Regions from separate parts of the Mus musculus genome. Here region 2 is linked to region 1. A link is a loop called in an ENCODE intact Hi-C map of the cell type or tissue named here. Cell type or tissue: left cerebral cortex. All regions are shown on one strand. Each heading gives the region's core, and the rest is flanking DNA. Links, peaks and the distances in the headings are about the cores only.

Region 1 (2,914 bases), core at 120-2,619:
CAGAATCAGGTGGCAGGTAGAGGGATCGTTCCTTAATGGAGCTTCAGCAGGACAAAAAGCCCAGCCTCGTTATAGTTCTGGGAACTAAGAATAGCTTCTGAATGAGTGCTCGCAATCCTCCACAGACCCGTTCCTCCTTAGGAGAGCCCCCTGCTCCCTTTCCAATTTGGACGCAAGAAGAAGAAGGAGGAGGAGGAAGAGGAGGAGGAGGAGGAGGAGGAGGAGGAAGAAGAAGAAGAAGAAGAAGAAGAAGAACAACAACAACAACAACAACAACAACAACAACACTGGTAGGGCAGTTGGAACAAAGGAGGCTCTTCAGAATGGAGGGAGGCTCCAAACATTTTAGATGCTGTCAAAGCTCTTTCACCAGGGTTCAGCTCACAGGAGCTCAGAGCTGTAGTTCGGGTAGCAGGCTGTCATGGAGAAGCCAGGGGAAAAACGTCACGTAGTAACTTTGTAGTAAACACCAAGACACACATACAATTCCCCTACTGATGTTGTGGAGCACACAAGTGAAATGCGATGGAAACGGGGACATGCCAGTGCAGGCGAGGCTGACTTCCCACGGCTGATGAGTAAGCGCTCAGTGAGCTCAGGCTTCACATGGACACCGTGTGAAGCTTTTACGCAGATGTCACTTCAGAATCCCAGACTGACACCCATACCTATGCATTAGTGGGGATGGAACCTAGGGCCTTGCATGTCCTGCGTAAGCACTCTACCTCTGAGCTGCACCAGAGCGTCTTGAAGTAATTTAAAGGTGGGTATACTTAAATAAATTAGAAAATATGTCATTTTCTCTTCTCCTGCCCTCAAACCTAGTTTTCCAAGTAAGGTGGCTTTCCTAAATCCCATGATTAAATGAATAAAGTCTATACAGGCACAAAACGCAGATGAAATTCCACCTCTGACACAGCATTATTTTGGAAAGACTAAAACTCAAGCCTGAGTGCCACCTCTGATGTCCAATGTGCCCTGTGTTAGGAAGATGGCGGAACACCTGCCATGTAACCCGTGTGGAGATAACCTGCAGAGTCCATGTTCTCCATGCAGCGTGTCCCCCAAGAGGCTGTTTAGGGGTGTCTCAAGAAGGATAAGGTGTGACACATGGCTGAGAAAGCCACCCTGATGTTTCAGACTACTCTCTCTGGGACAATTTACTTCCTAGCCAAGGAGTGAGTGACTGATTCTAGAGTCCCTGTGATTGGCTTCTTCAGGGACTGACTGGCATCCCAGCCAGACAAAAGGAGACCAGCGCATGTTTCAGTAAGTGAGGAGAGGAGATGGCGTCATCACTGATGTTTCATCTCTTCTCCCAGTTCCTGCCCAGAAACGCTAAGACAGATCAACTCTCAGAAAGACACAGTGTGAGAAAAAGAGTTCTTATGCAATCCTCCTGCCTCTGTCTCTCCAGTAGGTGGGATTACAGACACATTCCACCTGACCATGGCGACCATGTGTTTTATGACAGTGGGGCTGGAAATGAGGTGAACAGTGCTACCGAGGGGGCAGGGGTTAGATTCTCACAACAGAGAAAAAGAAAGAATGGCAAATGTACACTGACCCCCTATTGCCACCCAACTGTAAATAATAAGGGAAACCCAATGCTGACCAGATCACAGAAATCAGCTTATACCCATTCTCTAGGTCAACTGTACATATCTGTCACGTCTATAAGCTAACAACAGACCGGAACATTGTCCCTTCCAGGTCCCACACAGCCAGCGCTGTGCATCCTGCAGTTGGCTATATGGCAACGTTCTCAGCTTTGTGCTGACAGACTTCTCCTTTTCTGCACTCATTCCAGCACGGTGCCTTCAGGTCTGTCTAAGTAATGTAATTTACTCGAGTGGAATTCCCTTGGTACCCAGTGCAGCACTTGGTGACAGTGTCATTTATACTCTGGTGTCACGGCCTGACACTGATACATTGGCCTTCCTCGCTCCTTCACAGAAGAGCATGCAATTTCACCTTCCGCCGTGCCCTTCTGCAGCGAGCATGTATAAATTTACTCTATTCAGCCCTAATTACAAGCCTTGGTTGAAATGCTCTCATTAGATTTATATTTCTTACTCCAAATGTCAATCTTATTGAAAATTTCAGTTTTTCTGAGCATTTACCCATTAGAAATAAACTCCAAAGCATTTCATGACTGAGAGCACTAAACTACCAATGCGGACATGCACTTAAAATACATCATTAGTGTAATCTCCATTGCAAATTCTTTATATTATTCAACCAAAGGAATAATGGGCCCAGCCTGGCCACTACCCTCAAACTGCACATGAAGGACAGGTTAAAACCACTGTTACATACGAAGAAGTAGAGTGTATCAACCGGATGAATTTCAGATCCTTTGTCATCCCCCCCAAAGGTGAGGTAGGAAATCACAGCCAGAGTTTAATTTATCACCTTCTCCAGTCTATAATTCTCATAGACGCTTCAGTGGCAAAGTGCAGTGAGGCTGGCAAAGGTAATGGTGTGCGTGCCAGTGTGTGCATGTGTGTGCCACTGTGTGCCAGTGTGCGCATGTGTACCTGTGCGTGTGTGCCTGTGCATGCATGCACTGTAATGCCAGGAACTCTGAAAGTCACCTGGAAGGATTTTCTCTGAGGAAAAGGATTCTTCTTAAGAAGAATCTCTTAAGAAAAGGATTTTCTTGAGAGAGAGAGAGAGAGAGAGAGAGAGAGAGAGAGAGAACGCATATAAAGCACAGCCTGGATACAATGTGGGGGATGAGATATGGCTGTAAGAAAAGGCAAACCATCTTGGTCCTTAACCTGAGGAATGTCTGTCTTCACTACAGACTGCCAGGTCCTAACACTGAAACCCAGAAAATCTGCTGACCTTAATATGTATGCTACAATCAGCCTTGGTACCTAGGATGGCAGAATCAACATGAAAAGGGACT
Region 2 (2,914 bases), core at 177-2,676, 56 kb after region 1:
TTGAGCAAGAAGTGACAGAGCGGCCATGCCCTGCGTCACTACCAGAGGCCATCGTGTGTGACCAAAGGAGACCCACAACAAGAGTCAATGCTGCAGCACTAGGGTCAGCTCTAGGCTACACATCTGTCCTCAGTATTAATTAGTTACACTGAGCTAAAGAGTGCTACTGAGATGTAATGAAACGCTTCCAGAATGAAATGCGAAGACAGAAGAGTTGAATGGCTTCAGCTGCTCCAGGGCTCAGAACTTGGGACTCATACTTTGTAGAAAGGCGATCACGTACACATAAGGACACTCACATAGGCCGGTGATGTGGCTCAAGGGGGTTGCTTGCCCAGTACTCCAAAACAGTTTCTCCCCCTAGCCACACCCCACACAGACCTTTCCACCCCCACCACATGGGTGCATGTGCGCGCACGCGCACACACACACACATACACACACACACACACACACACACACACACACACGGCAGGGGCAAGGGGTCTTCCCAACACAGAAATAAATGAAAAACTGAGAAATGAATGATAAATTATTTCAAACGGAATAATAAGCAAATATCTTAATAGTTCTACACAAATTGGAGATATTTTTAAGCACCAAGGAAAGATATTAAGGACAGGACTGCAAAATTCACCACCTGTCCAACAGTCTGAGAATGAACAGAATGGAAAATGTGTAAAACTAACTCCAAAGCTTGCTTGAAAATGGAAACAGCTGTACACTCTAGGACAGAGCCAATAACAACAGAAGAATGCTTTTTTAAGAAGTACTTCTAACAGCCTCGATAGGTAAATAAGTCATAGGTCACACCCTTGCCTCTTTTCTATTGCTGGGGGGGGGGTTGGTGGGGGGGCATTGGTGGGGGGGAGGAAGAGGCTTTCCCGAAAGGGTAGAATATAGCAGAAATAGTAAATACCAAACCCAGAGAAAAGAGGAAGTTAGTTTCTCACATAGAAATGAGTGATTTGTCTCTGTGATATTTAAAAAATGCCGTAAGAAGAACAGGGCCCTAATAAAAATAAATGATTTCCCTTTTTGTAAAGCATGTAGGGGGAGGAAATTGGCTTCAACTGCCAGAGAAATGGGGAAGCGTGCTTCTGACACTGTCCCCAGAATGCCACCTCATGATGCATCCCTGCTTAGATGCCTTTCCCTGCCACCCCACCCCCCAACTCAGCTGTCCTCTCTCCAAGCTCCTCAATTAAATTATCTCACATTCCTTGCTGATCCGCTGTTCGCAGCTTGTCACATCACGACACCATAAGCCTTCCCACATGCTGCACGCTGTAACTGCCGCTCCTTCCATGCTTGCAGGCACTGAGCACTGGTGCCCCAGATCCCAGGCAAGCTGGAGAGGCTGCAACAGGAATGCCCCTTCATGGCCAGAGGTGCCAGGGAAACATGCACTCCTCCTGTCAGTCAGTGGCTCTCAACCTTCCTGATGCTGCCACCCTTTCCTTCAGCTCCTCGTGTTGTGGTGACCCCCCAACCAGAAAGTTATTTCATTGCTACTTCATAACTGTAACACTGCTACTGTTATGAATTGCAATTTGGATATCTGATGTGTAATCCCAAAGGGGTCGGAACCCATAGGTTTAGAACCGCTGCTGTAAGGGGTATATCTCTCTCTCCATCCATGGAAACAGTGGCAAGTGGCTGGATCAACCTTCGTCAGCGACAATCCCCGGCTCAGACAGTTGCCTTGAAAAAAGACAGGCAATTTTCTCCTCGGCACCTGCAGCTGGAGGAATCAGGCTCTGAGCCTGTCACAGTGCCACCGCTTTGTATCCAGGTTTCATTGCTGCAAAATCTGAAATCTATAAGACATCTTTCACAAAATGATGCCTCAAATTAAAAAAAAAAATGTAGAGGCTACCTCAATTAGACCAGCACGAATTTTTACCTGCAACAGTATTACCACCTGTGTGCCAAGTTAACATATTAAATCAGTAACAGAGGTGACAGAAAAATCTCATTGCAAAATCAGATGAGATTGGCCAAACGAAGTGGCACACGCTCAGACAGGCGACTTCCAAGGGGCCCACACTTAAAGGAACATCTCCGACATTTAAAGGTGGCAGTTTAGAGGGAGCAGCGTATCCAGCGGCTAAGAATTAAGAGGCGCCATGCTCTCCCAGGGAGATATGCTGGTGTGTTCTAGGAGAGCATTAAGGCCAGGTTCACCTGACTGAGGGAAGAACTGTTCACCTTCTAATTCCATTCCATTTGTCCCCCAGGAAGGACTTGTCCCATCAGGAGGAAAGCGGCCAAAGCCTCACAAGCTCTGAGAGGAGGAGACACACAGATCCAGCTGGGATGTCTGACAGACAGTACCAAATGCCTTAACAACCAGCATGCCTTTGGCCCGGAAGGTCCATCTGAAGGATATGTGCAGAGATGATACATGGAGATGCTGTCCACTGCTGCTTCATGACATCTGCTGTTCCGAGTAGAGGAACAAGGCAGAAACACTTGGATGCCTCAGATGGTCATGATGCAGTCACACACGGTGTTTCAGACAGGTTCCTCACACAATGCTGTGAGAATACAGCGAGTGACATGGCAAACAGGCACAGAAGATATCAGCAGAAAACGGGAGTTCAGTAGTTCAGTCCTTGTTCCAGGATCTGTCTGGATTGGGAGACTCATTTAGGATATATACAGTAGTTAACAGCGATGGAGAGATAGGAGTGTTTTCAAGCCCAAGCACATATGCACAGAGCTGTCATCCCAGCACACAAGAGGCTGAAGCAAAAGGACTGCCACAAGTCTGAGGCCAGCCCCATGCTACAGGGAGAATATCATATCTCTATGGGATACATAGTGAGACCTTGTCTCAAAACACACAAAAATAGCTTTAGTTTTTCACCACCTGGTTCTTTAAATTATTTAATAAGCCTGCTGTGCTTTT

What was found. Hi-C counts contacts between places; a loop is a spot of excess contacts. Peaks named below come from ENCODE experiments on the same cell type or tissue, not always from the same donor. Only the 100,000 strongest peaks of a DNase experiment are listed, where the experiment ranks them.
Region 2: a loop joins it to region 1, with 1.9 times the contacts of the local background. A loop is called at or near these places in 4 of 42 quality-filtered maps.

What each region holds. Positions count from the first base shown.
Region 1 is chr4:32,427,951-32,430,864 of GRCm38, reverse strand. The region is part of intron 1 of Bach2 (BTB and CNC homology, basic leucine zipper transcription factor 2); the gene reads right to left. Among named protein-coding and RNA genes, the nearest start is that of Bach2, 12 kb to the right of the region's middle. In left cerebral cortex, for the core only: no CTCF peak of the experiment used is centred there; DNase peaks (open chromatin) are centred at 556 and 1,236; H3K27ac peaks cover 441 bases.
Region 2 is chr4:32,371,525-32,374,438 of GRCm38, reverse strand. It overlaps a transcript of Bach2 not described here. Among named protein-coding and RNA genes, the nearest start is that of Bach2, 44 kb to the left of the region's middle. In left cerebral cortex, for the core only: no CTCF peak of the experiment used is centred there; DNase peaks (open chromatin) are centred at 1,242 and 1,702.